Linked DNA regions of Homo sapiens: region 2 is linked to region 1. The links are chromatin loops, found by intact Hi-C in ENCODE. Cell type or tissue: CD14-positive monocyte. All regions are shown on one strand. Links, peaks and the distances in the headings refer to the core of each region. The heading gives the core; the rest is flanking DNA. Region 1 holds the start of CADM3-AS1 (CADM3 antisense RNA 1). Region 2 has its middle 15 kb from the start of TRR-TCT4-1.

Region 1 (2,914 bases), core at 415-2,914:
GAGTAGGCCCCGGCTTAGGTGAGGGGCTGCCTGTGGTGCCCAAGGCCCTAACCAGCGGCTGGAAGATTCACAACTGTATTACCTGAACTGAAGGGGGTGGGCAGGCCTGCTAGATTGCAGCTGCCCCTTTTTGCATGCCCATTGTCAGACCAGGGAGGAAAAGCTGGGGGAGGGTGGGAGCGATGCCAAGGGCATCCTGGATCTGAGGCGGGGCAGTCCAGCCAGGACAGGGAGGACCAGGAACCTCATCTCCACAGCAACCAGCTGGGGCCACGAGAAGGAAGACAGGAAATCAAAAGGAAGGGTGGGGACCCAGCCTTCAACTCACTGGGTACAGACTATGGGAAAAAATAGGTGGTGGTAGGTCTTTCCAGGGTCAACGCCAAGGAGAGGCCTGAGAGGTGCATAGCAAAGGCTGTGGCACTGACTCCATGGCTCAGAGGAGGGAAATCCAGGGAAGGGCTGAATGCTCTGTGTTTAAGGGAGAGATAGAATGGACAGCTGGGCAAACACACACCCGGGGACTCCTTTCTCCAAGACCGATGGGCATTGGGGGTGGCAGAGGAAATACCAGCATGGAACAACATCCCAGGTGAGGTGTGAACCCTGACTAGGAATACCCCATTCCCAAAGCCTCCCCAACATGTCCCACAGCCCTGTCCACTTGCCCAGGACCCCTGGCTCTTAGCCCTCCTCCTCAGTTCCTCGCTCTGCCTCTCACTCACTCACACACATGCACACACACACACACACATGCACACATGCATACACACCACACACATGCACACAGTTCACATTATTCCCTTAGTTTGGGCAGGAAACAGCTCACTGCAGTGAAGCTCCTTTTAGTAGTTTTGTTGTTATGTCTGCCTGGCTGCTGAGGGAGGAAGGATGAAGGGCTGGCGTTGGGACCAGGAAGGGGGCACAGGGTGGCCGGGAAGGGAGAAGTAGTTGCTGAGCAATGCCATGGGAGGAGTGGTTGCCGTGCAACAATCCAGAGTCTTGGGTAAGAGTGAGGGGCCCCTCAGGGGGGGAAGCAGAGGCAGTTCAGGCCCCAGAGCAGTGCCTCTCCCACTGCTGCTGGAGCAAGGAGGGGCAGCCACACTCTGCTATCTCCAAGGGCAGTTCCTATGGAAAGGGCCCGGCTTTGTTCATTTCCGGGGGGAATGGGGTGAGAGTCCACCTCCATCCTTCCTCTCCAAATCTACTCTTCCTTGCAGGGACCCGCGTCCTCCCCAGGTTACAGTCCTGGGTCCCTGCATGGCTGCATGTTGTCTGCAGGCCACATCTCCTCAGGACTCCCGCACTCATCACTTTCCCATTGCTATGGAAGAGAGGTGTCAAGGTGGCACCTGCCTCCCTGTCCGTAGTGCTCAGGTGTGTGGCTACCAGAGGAAAAGCCACTCCCAACCTTTGCCGACAACCATCCCGTTTCTGGGTTCCTGGAGAAGTCTGGGAAGCTGCTCTGTTGTAGAGGCTGAAAGGAGGGCTGGTGAGAGCCCCCAGCTGAAACCAGCCCTGCCCCTTACCCTTCCTCACCCCTCTACCTTCACTCTCCTCCTAACACTCCAGGGTTTTGTTTTTTGTTTGTTTTTTGCTTTTCTCACCCCAGGGCTCCTGCCTCTCCAGCCTGGAGACAGATTTGATTTGGGATTGTTACAAAAATAATAATAACCCAAATGCAGAGAAGCCACGGAAAGGGCTGAGGGCAACCCTCCCCTCCCCCCGCCCTCCTCCCTCCCCATTCCAAACCGAGTACAAAACCGCACCCAAAGCAGACATTCTGTACAGGGGGGTGGGTGGGCTGGGGAGCAAGCGGGAGGGGCGGCCCTGCGGTTGCTCTGTACAAGTCCGGGTTGGTGACGGCCCCAGCAGTCCCCACAGGGCCCCTGGGGGGCGCAGGAAGTGGGCAGGCGCCTCTAGATGAAATATTCCTTCTTGTCGTCCCCTCCTGACTGCCCGCCTTCTGCATTGATGATGGCCGTGTCCGCGTCTGGAGCATCGTCGGAGCCTTTTGCCTCATGTGTCAGGTAGGTTCCTGTGTAGAGACAGAGGCTTCTCCTCTCAGGAGCAGCTTCCCAACCTCTGAGTCCACCCTGCCCACTTTCTCACCCACCCACTCACACACTGCTCAAGTAATTTTTCTCTTGCCAATAGCTCTCTTCTACTCCACCTTACCTAATTCGCATTTTGCTTCCAACATGCCTCACCTGACCACACCCTTCATGAATAATGAATCCTACCCCTAAGTAGAATCTCATCTATAATACAAAGCAAGAAAGAGAAGTGTGTGTGTGTGTGTGTGTGTGTGTGTGTGTGTGTGCTTGCACGCATGCGTGTGTGTGTGTATGCATGCGTGTGCACGCAACTTGGTGACGGGGGATCTGCTATGTCAGCTTCATGAGCAAAGCAATTGAGATCTGGCTTATGTATGACCAGCCTATGGAGTCAGGCCGCTGGCTAGAATTAATAGCAGAGCAGGAAGTCTGAGAGGAAGGAATGTGAGAAGAGGGTAGAGAGAAGGCATGGATATAAGAGAGAAGGTAGAAAAGGGGGAGAGGAAAGAAAGGCAATGAGATCAAAGGAGAAAGAAAATGAGGTTAAACAGACAGAAAGGAAGAAAGCGCAGGAAGCAATGAGATGGAGATGCAGTTTCAGGAGCTCTCTGTCTTGCAGCAGGAGACCTGGAGGTAGAGCAGCATGGGAGCAACCGCTGACTGAGTGGGAAGGTTTGATTTCACTTGGACGATCCCCAAGTGATCAGGCTTTACTGCGGGGTTGGTGGTGCTCAGTTATCACAGGGTTGGCAATGATAGGGTTGGCTCCATTTTTAATTCCCTAAACACTCCAAAGGGCTGACAAGTCTCTGAAGGCCCTTTCCACTGTCTGCTTCTCCTCGTGCCTGCCTCTGATT
Region 2 (2,914 bases), core at 111-2,610, 74 kb after region 1:
TATCACCATATCTGGCAACTATTTTATACTAAGCACTGTGCTGAGAGATGGGGAGGTTGCAATAAACAAGACATACAAAGTCCTGACTCTCCAGAGGCATGTGTTCTACTAGGAGAGACTGACAAAAAGAAAAGAAACAGAAACAAGTAAACAAAGTTGTTGCAGTTTGTAATGAGTTTGTTATGAAGGGAACAGATTAAGAGATTGCAGCAGAGACTGATGGGCAGACTAACTTTGGTTAAGATGAAAAAGAAGGCACTTTCAGTTGGTGACATGAGAAGTAGGGAGATGAATACTCCAGGGAAAGGGCTGCTACAACAAAGTGCCACAGACCTGGTGGTTTATAAACAACAGAAATTTATTTCTCACAGTTCTGGAGGCTATGAGAAATCCAGCCTTGGGAAGTCCAAGGTCAAGGCAGATACAGTGTGTGGTGAGGGCCCACTTGCTGACCCATAGATGGCTATGTCCTCATGTGGTGGAAACAAGGAACAAACTTCCTTGTCCCTCTTTCATAAGAGCACTTATGAAATCCCATTAGGGATCCCATTAAGGATCCCAACAGGGAATAGTTTTGCTGCGTCATAGATTACATTTCTGATCAGCTTCACCAAGGTATTCTTTCTTGCTTCCCAAAGTGATACTATCCATTTTAGATTGTGTTTTCATTACTGATAATACCAGAGACTTTGCCTCCCAATGGCCCCATGCCATCACATTGGGATTGGGATTTCAACATAGGAATTTTGTGGGGACACAGACATTCAGACCATAACACTAGTCAGGGCCGACACTGATCTGTTACTTGACTCAAGATAGTGTGGCGTGAGAGCAGAGGCGACCCTAAGGGCCCCGTGCACATTTGGGTTACATTAATTTTTTATTGTGAAATAAATTATACATACCCTAGGGTATATGGAATGTATATGAACCATTTAGAAAGTATAATCACAATAATAAAATAAACACTCAGGATCCTACCAGTCAGCTTAAAATGAGAACATCACTAGTTCTTTGAAGACTCTCGGGTGAACCTCATCAATTGCATTCTTTCTCAGTCCCTAGGGGTAGGTAACCAATCATCCCCTGGCTTGTTTATAGTTTTATTTCACATATAGCTATCCCCAAATAATATATTACTTTGTTTTGCTTTTTAAACTTTATGTAAGTGGAAACATATTCTTATATGAGTTGTTTTTGGCCCCTTTACCATTGTGTTTTGAGGTTTGTCCATGTTCTTGAATATACAACAGTTTATGTTCATTAATGGATAATGCTCCATGGTGTGAGTATAACACAATGTATTAATGCATTCTGCCTTTGATGGACATGCAGTTTTTTTCCAGGTTTTTTGTCTATTATAAACAATGCTGTTGGAATAATCTTATATCTCCTAGAGCAAGCAATTTCAGATTATACACTTGGGAATTGGATTGCTGAGTCATAGTTTATATTCCTGTTCGGTTTCACCAGGGTATGCTTTCTTGCTTTCCAAAGTAATTCTATCAATTTTTTTTTTTTTTTTTTTGAGACGTAGTCTCGCTCTGTCACCCAGGCTGGAGTGCAGTGGTGCCATTTCGGCTCACTGCAAGCTTCGCCTCCCAGGTTCACGCCATTCTCCTGCCTCAGCCTCTCGAGTAGCTGGGACTACAGGCACCCGCCACCATACCCAGCTAATTTTTTTTGTATTTTTAGTAGAGACAGGGTTTCACCGTGTTAGCCAGGATGGTCTCGATCTCCTGACCTCGTGATCCGCCCCCCTCAGCCTCCCAAAGTGCTGGGATTACAGGCGTGAACCACCGTGCCCGGCCTATTCTATCAATTTTAGATTACATTTTCATAACTGATAATACCAGAGACTTTGCAAACTGGAGGAAGAGATATTACCTGGTAACTACCTATAGCAGTGGCCACAGTGCAGGAAATGGGTGGAGACTCCCAGGCCAGTGGCAGTTTAGTCTTGCATTTTCCTTCGTCCTTCCCTGACTTCCATTCTCAGACAGGAAATAGCTCTCATCACATGAATGTGTTCAGAAGGCTTTTGAGAAGCTGAGAATGTCAGAAAACAAGAGATTCAAGTTAGAGGCAGAAATGAAGGAACATTCCTTTGCACACAGCTTTCGAGGGTCTAGAATGGCCATCAAGCAATAGATTGGAGTGGACTGACTTGCAAATGTTTTGCTCAGAATTCCTGGCCCTAGAATGGAAGTGTTTTTTGTAGCCATGAATTCTTATAGTCACAGTAGGAGTGACTGTGAGAACTGCATGTTTTCTAATCTCTTGTCCACAAAGGTCATGGAAATCTGGATGTAACTCTACCTGAAATTCTGATGCCTTGACACACAGGCCGACCTTACCCCTGCATTTCCTGGAGTAAGCACTTTTTACTTAAACACCTTCCTCTCTCCTCTTTTTCTCTAAAGGGTCAGCCATGAACCATTCACATTAGAAAAACAGCCTCTAATCTTCACAAAATCCATGAAAAGTAGATATTATTCCCACATTAGAAATGGGAAAACTAAGGCTCAGAGAAGTGAGTAACTTGGACAAAATTTCATAGCTTCTAAGTAGCAGATTTGACAGTCAAAGCCACATCTGTCTAAATTCATCTGTTCTCTCTCTCTCTGGCTTTCCGTGGCCCTCTAATTCTTTGTATTGTCATTTATAACCATGTGGCGCTTAACAAGTGACTTACCCTGTCTCAGCTTTAGATTAAAATATAACAGTTCACGTAGGCTCAATAAATGTTTATTTAAAAATGAAAATCACTATATGGACTTACATTCTAGTAGGAGAAATGTTGTTATGTTTGTCTCCTAAATCTAAGCTCACAGCCTCTGGCTAAGCATGTGAATTTAGCTTGTTCTACAGCTAATATGTGCCTACGGTTAGGTAGGTCTTTTCTATAAAGCAT

Evidence for each region. Hi-C counts contacts between places; a loop is a spot of excess contacts. Peaks named below come from ENCODE experiments on the same cell type or tissue, not always from the same donor. Only the 100,000 strongest peaks of a DNase experiment are listed, where the experiment ranks them.
Region 2: it touches region 1 in a loop (8-fold over the local background); 40 of 110 quality-filtered maps call a loop at or near these places.

What each region holds. Positions count from the first base shown.
Region 1 is chr1:159,199,928-159,202,841 of GRCh38, reverse strand. CADM3 (cell adhesion molecule 3) reads right to left here. Exons shown (of 9, transcript NM_001127173.3): 9 at 1-2,038. The coding sequence ends at 1,920. It overlaps CADM3-AS1 (CADM3 antisense RNA 1), which reads left to right and starts at 420. Exons shown (of 4, transcript NR_037870.1): 1 at 420-592; 2 at 1,221-2,030. In CD14-positive monocyte, for the core only: no CTCF peak of the experiment used is centred there; no DNase peak of the experiment used is centred there.
Region 2 is chr1:159,125,263-159,128,176 of GRCh38, reverse strand. It overlaps a transcript of AIM2 not described here. Among named protein-coding and RNA genes, the nearest start is that of TRR-TCT4-1, 15 kb to the left of the region's middle. In CD14-positive monocyte, for the core only: no CTCF peak of the experiment used is centred there; no DNase peak of the experiment used is centred there.